Linked DNA regions of Homo sapiens: region 2 is linked to region 1. A link is an interaction called in ENCODE POLR2A ChIA-PET data of the cell type or tissue named here. Cell type or tissue: B cell. All regions are shown on one strand. Each heading gives the region's core, and the rest is flanking DNA. Links, peaks and the distances in the headings are about the cores only. Region 1 overlaps CUX1 (cut like homeobox 1). Region 2 overlaps CUX1 (cut like homeobox 1).

Region 1 (2,812 bases), core at 216-2,715:
TCCCACAGCAAAAGCTGCACCTGCGTGCAAGCGATGCCCACACCGAGCGTGTACGGACAGACTTTGAGTGTCTTCTATCAGGCGGGTTCCTGCTCCAGGCCCACCTTGTCCATGAGGCTAACCCAGGGCTGACCTTAGCATGTGCCCACTCTTCTGTACACCCAGAATCCAAGGGGTGGGAAGGACGGGGGTAGGAGCAGGAAATAAGTGTGTGGCCCAGCTGGAGGAGATGGTGTTGGGGTCAGAACACCTGTACCACCTTCAAAATTCCCCCAAACTCCCTGCAAAAGCCCCGGTGAGAATCTCACCAGTCTCAGCTTCCATCCAATGACAGGGCTGAGCTCTCCACCTCCATGGTGTCTTCGAGCTCTTAAATGCCAGGGCCTTACATTAAAATTCACACCAGAGCACAGTGAAGCAACAGAACGCTCCACTCGGGTTTGAATTTGGGCTCCGGGACCTTCCATGGGGGCTTACAGACTTTCCTAACATTTCCCATCTGAGAAATCCAGGGATTATTAACCTACCCCAGCAGGATGCTAGAGGCTGAGATGAAATCACGGCTGGCCAGTGCGGCACGCCGAGCCTCGGCACACGGTCAGCCACGCCTGCTATTTCGATTGTTATCACTGGTCGGCGCAGACATCGTTCCAGGCGAGGTGCCATTGGGGACACGTGGAACCAGATACCACCTGAGGTCTCCGGTTCTGCAGCTGGGTGGAGGACGGAGGCCTGCATGCTACAGAGTCGGGCAGGATGAGGTGACGTCGGTGCTGGGGGAATAGGAAGGAAGGGGGCTGAGGGCTGGGAAGGTTCATGGAGGGGCAGGCCCCTGAGCCGAGCCTTGGAGGAGGAGCAGAATCTGATGGAATGAGGAAGCCTTGCTTCCAGTAGGAAATCTGAGTGTCCTTCCCCTACAAATATTATTATTATTATTATTATTTTTTTTTTGAGACAGGATCTCACCCTGTTTCCCAGGCTGGAATGGCACGATTATAGCTTACTGCAGCCTCAACCTCCAGGACTGAAGCAATCCTCCTGCCTTGGCCTTCCGAGTAGCTGGGACCACAGGTGCATGCCACCACACTTGGCTAAATTTTATTTTTTTGTAGAGATGGAATCTCATTATGCTGCCGAGGCTGGCTCAAACTCCTGGCCTCAAGCAATCCTCCTGTCTTGGCCTCCCAAAGTGCTGAGATAACAGGTATGAACCACCGCGCCCAGCCCCTGGTATCCCGACGCAGGACTCTGTCGCAAGGAACCTGGGAGGCCACATCAAGGTATGGAGGCCTCTTTCCAAATGCCTGGAAAGCTGGAAGATCCCTGAGGACAATGGTGACAGGAGAGGCGAGGACATACCCCAGAGAAGGCAGAGGTGGAAAGGCAGCCCAGGGCTGTGGAATCGGACCTGGAGGGAAAGGAGGAGCAGGGAGACACACAGGAGAGCCTGGGGACACAGATCTGTGGCAGGAGGTGAAGAGGAAGAGCTGGCGCAGAAGCACCCGAGAGGCCCACAGCCCATGAAGTGTTTTCAGGAGAGTTAAGACCCACCATGGAGTGGGCGCCACAGTTAAGCCTGGAGGTTTTGCAGCCAGGAGGGGTTCTGTCTGGGTTTCTTGCCTCCCACCCCAGCCTCCAAAGTGGGTTGACACCAGCTCTGAGCTGTCAGCTGCAGACACTTATCAGACACCGGGGCTGACTCACGGAGAACAGCTTCTTCTTCTTTTTTTTTTTGAAACAGATTCTCGCTCTGTTGCCCAGGCTGGAGTGCAGTGCGTGATCTCAGCTCACTGCAACCTCTGCCTCCCGGGTTCAAGTGATTCTCCTGCCTCAGTCTCCCAAGTAGCTGGGATTACAGGCATGCGCCACCACGCCCAGCTAATTTTTCTATTTTTAGTAGAGACGAGGTTTCCCCATGTTGGCCAGGCTGGTCTCGAACTCCTGACCTCAAGTGATCCACCTGCCTCGGCCTCCCAAAGTGCTGAGATTACAGGCATGAGCCAGCAGCCCAGCCTGAAAAAACGCTTCTTACACCAACAGAGTCAGCTTTCTCTGAACTTGGCTGTTTTTGTCAAGAGTTCGTTTAGACTTTCTTCTAGGATGAAAAATCATGTGTATTTGTTTTACATCTAAGTAAGGAGTAATATGGAGTCAGACCAATTCCATTCATTTGCCGTTTCCTGTAAGATCAGCACTCTGATGTCCCTGGTGCAGTCCTCCCTCGGATGACCAAGGGCCCTCAGGCACGTGCCCTGCGCCAGGACACCGCAGCGGCCGGGAAAGGCAATGTCCCCGCCCTTGCTTCTAATGTGGAAGACAGAAGATGGAGAACAGGCGGTGAGTCAGCAGGCTTATAAGGGACCCCGGGGGTATCCCCTGTCCCACGGAGTCACCGGGGTCAAGGTTCCCCCAATAGTCAACTCATCAAATGTCTTTTGAATAAAAAAGAAATTCAAAAACTTTGAAACATGACCCTAGTCTGAAACAGACTTCAAAGCAAGCAGTGCTCCAGGACTCACCATTTCTTCCGCTTGAACCTATGAGAAGCTGAGTCACTGTCGCCAACCCATTACCGTGGAAGTATCTGAGCCGTGAGTGAGCAGCGGTCCATATGCACCCCTTTCCCGTAGCTTGGGGAGTTCCACATTAGGACAAGAGGAGCGCCTCTGTTTACCGTCGTGGCTCACGCACGGACTTCTGTGCAAGCATTTGCCCCACACTCATTCATCGATGATGTGCTGGGCACTGTGTCGGGATGCGGGAGTGAATCGAAAGCAAACAGATGACTGCAACTCTACCCATGGGCTACCCA
Region 2 (2,812 bases), core at 266-2,765, 100 kb before region 1:
AGGCTGAGGTGGTGGATCATGAGGTCAGGAGATCGAGACCGTCCTGGCTAACACAGTGAAACCTTGTTTCTACTGAAAATACAGAAATATTAGCTGGGCGTGGTGGCGGGCTCCTGTAGTCCCAGCTACTCGGGAGGCTGAGGCAGGAGAATGGCATGAACCTGGGAGGTGGAGCTTGCAGTGAGCTGAGATTGCGCCACTGCACTCCAGCCTGGGTGACAGAGCGAGACTCCATCTCAAAAAAAACAAAACAAAACAAAAAAACAAAAAAAAAAACGGTATCATGGAAAATGAAAATTGACTAGCTGAGTTTCAACAAATACCTTCTCATAATTAGTACAAGCTGAATATCCCTAATTCAAAAATCCCAAATCCAAAACACTCTGATTCCAAGCATTTTGGATAAAAGACACTCAACCTATACCTAGATTTCATAAATATGAATCCTATTTTTGTAAAGATAGCCAATAATGTGTTTCTTTGGTTTGAATCTATTTATCTTTGTAAGTTATTTTTTCCAGCCATTTCCATGAAAACCAAAAATCAAAATTAACAGAACTTGGAGTCTCTGCTTCTGGCCATGACAGATCTACTGATACTCAACTTGTGCTCTGGTCATAAACAACTAGAAAACTAGGCAAAGTCAATGAAACAACTATTTACAGACGCTGGACAACTGGTGGAACAAGACTTCCCTGAAGGAAGGGAAGCAAATGAGATGAGCTCTATGTTACCCTTCCTGGCAGGAAGAACTCTCTGGATTGCATCACAATGAAGAAAAAAACCCAAGCGGAGTGTGATGGTCTCCCTGTCCATTGAAGGACACACATCACAAGATTGGGTGGCTGCAGCAATTGGAATTTGCAAGGCAGAGTGTGAAAAGGAGGGACAAGAGCTACAGAAATCTGCAGAGAGGCGATCTTTTGCCAAGAGCTAAAGTGCCTATGCACAGGGTGAAACTCCTAAGGCCAGGCAAGAATAGAAAGGAAAGTCTGAGCTGAAAACCTCCCACAGTTTGAGGGCTGGAGGACTTTCCAACTGCAACCAGCCAGAGAGGACACACTTGTTGAAGAGCAAGGACTTGTTGAAGAGTAAAGACACTGGAAGTGTCCCACCTGAGTGGAGGGCTAAACTCATCTTCAAGGCTTGCCCATATCCACTCCAAAAAGCTACAAACAAGTCTCAGGATGATCAAACTGACCTGCAAGTAACTTAACTGCCTGCCCAAACTTAAATAAGACAACAAAATCCAGTTAAAGCTCATGATGTCTAAAATTCAATAGGAAATTACTAGACATGCAAAGCAGCAGGATGATCAGGGGAAAAATCACTTCATAAAAACAGAACCAGAAATGACAAGAGATAATGGAAGAAGCAGACTAGAACATCTATTATCAGCATGTCCAAGGATTTAAAGAAAAATATGAATACAATACAGAGAGGAACAGAAAACATAAAGAATCAAATCGAATTCTGAAGCTTAAAGTATGTGAAATGGAAAAAATTCACTTGATTGGCTGAACAATAGATTAGACACAGTGAAAGAAAAAGATCAGTGAATTTAAAGATATAGTCACAGAAACAAACCAAACAGAAATACACAGAAAGATTGAAAAAAAAAGTTAGTAAACCCTCGGCAACCTATGAAACAAAATTAAGCAACCAAACATACATTTCCCAGAAAGAGGGAAAGGGTGTATTTGAAGAAACAGTGGCAAAATGTTCCAAACTTCATAAAAGCTATAAACCTAAAAATTCAAGAAACTCTACAAACTCCATGCAGGATAAACCCAAAGAACACCAGTAAGCGTAAGAGAGTTTCTGAAATCAAAATTAGAAAAGGAAAATCTTAAATGGTGAAGAGAAAAAGATTAATTGTATATAGGTTAAAAAAATATATATGAATTACTGGAGATCGCCTGTCTCAGAAACAGTCAGTCCAGAGAGAGAAAAAACCAGAACCCAAACCACCAACAAACTATTTCATTTTATTTATTTTATTTCTCTTTTGAGATAGAGTCTTGCTCTGTCACCCAGGCTGGAGTGCAGCGGCACGATCTCAGCTCACTGCAACCTCTGCTTACTGGATTCAAGAGAATCTCCTGCCTCAGCCTCCCGAGTAGCTGGGATTACAGGTGTGCACCATCACACCCAGCTAATTCTTGTTTTTCTAGTAGAGACAGGGCTTTAACCATATTGGCCAGGCTGGTCTCCAGCTCCAGACCTCAAGCGATCTGCCCGCCTCAGCCTCCCAAAGTGTTGGGATTACAGGCATAAGCCACCATGACTGGCAGACCCAAGAAACTATTTTATATCTGACAAAAAATACTCTTTAAAAATGAAGGTGGCTGGACGCGGTGGCTCACGCTTGTAATCCCAGCACTTTGGGAAGCCAAGGCAGGCAGATCACCTGAGGTCAGGAGTTTGAAACCAGCCTGGCCAACATGGAGAAACCCCGTCTCTACTAAAAATACAAAAATTAGCCAGGCATGGTGGCACACACCTGTAATCCCAGTTACTGGGGAGGCTGAGTCAGCAGAATCACTTGAACCTGGGAGATGGAGGTTGCAGTGAGCCAAGATTGCACCACTGCACTCCAGCCTGGGTGACAGAGCAAGACTCTGTCTTAAAAAAAAAAAAAAGGGTGAGATTAAGGTATTTTTTCCCCAGATGAATGAAAGCTAACAGAATTCATTGCCAGTGTGCCTATATCATAATAAATGTTAAAAGGAGATCTATAGACCAAAAGAAAATGATTTCACGTGCATACTTGAATCCACGCAAGGGAATAAACAACACTGGAAATGGTAAA

What was found. ChIA-PET counts read pairs that join two places held together with the same protein. Peaks named below come from ENCODE experiments on the same cell type or tissue, not always from the same donor. Only the 100,000 strongest peaks of a DNase experiment are listed, where the experiment ranks them.
Region 2: POLR2A ChIA-PET joins it to region 1 with 7 read pairs; 4 of 35 experiments call an interaction of 5 or more read pairs at or near these places.

The regions. Positions count from the first base shown.
Region 1 is chr7:101,987,133-101,989,944 of GRCh38, reverse strand. All of the region lies in intron 2 of CUX1 (cut like homeobox 1), which reads right to left. Among named protein-coding and RNA genes, the nearest start is that of CUX1, 170 kb to the right of the region's middle. RefSeq lists enhancers at 258-307, 203-1,012, 1,802-2,812 and a silencer at 1,562-1,856. In B cell, for the core only: no CTCF peak of the experiment used is centred there; a DNase peak (open chromatin) is centred at 1,584.
Region 2 is chr7:102,087,832-102,090,643 of GRCh38, reverse strand. All of the region lies in intron 4 of CUX1 (cut like homeobox 1), which reads right to left. Among named protein-coding and RNA genes, the nearest start is that of SH2B2, 200 kb to the left of the region's middle. In B cell, for the core only: no CTCF peak of the experiment used is centred there; no DNase peak of the experiment used is centred there.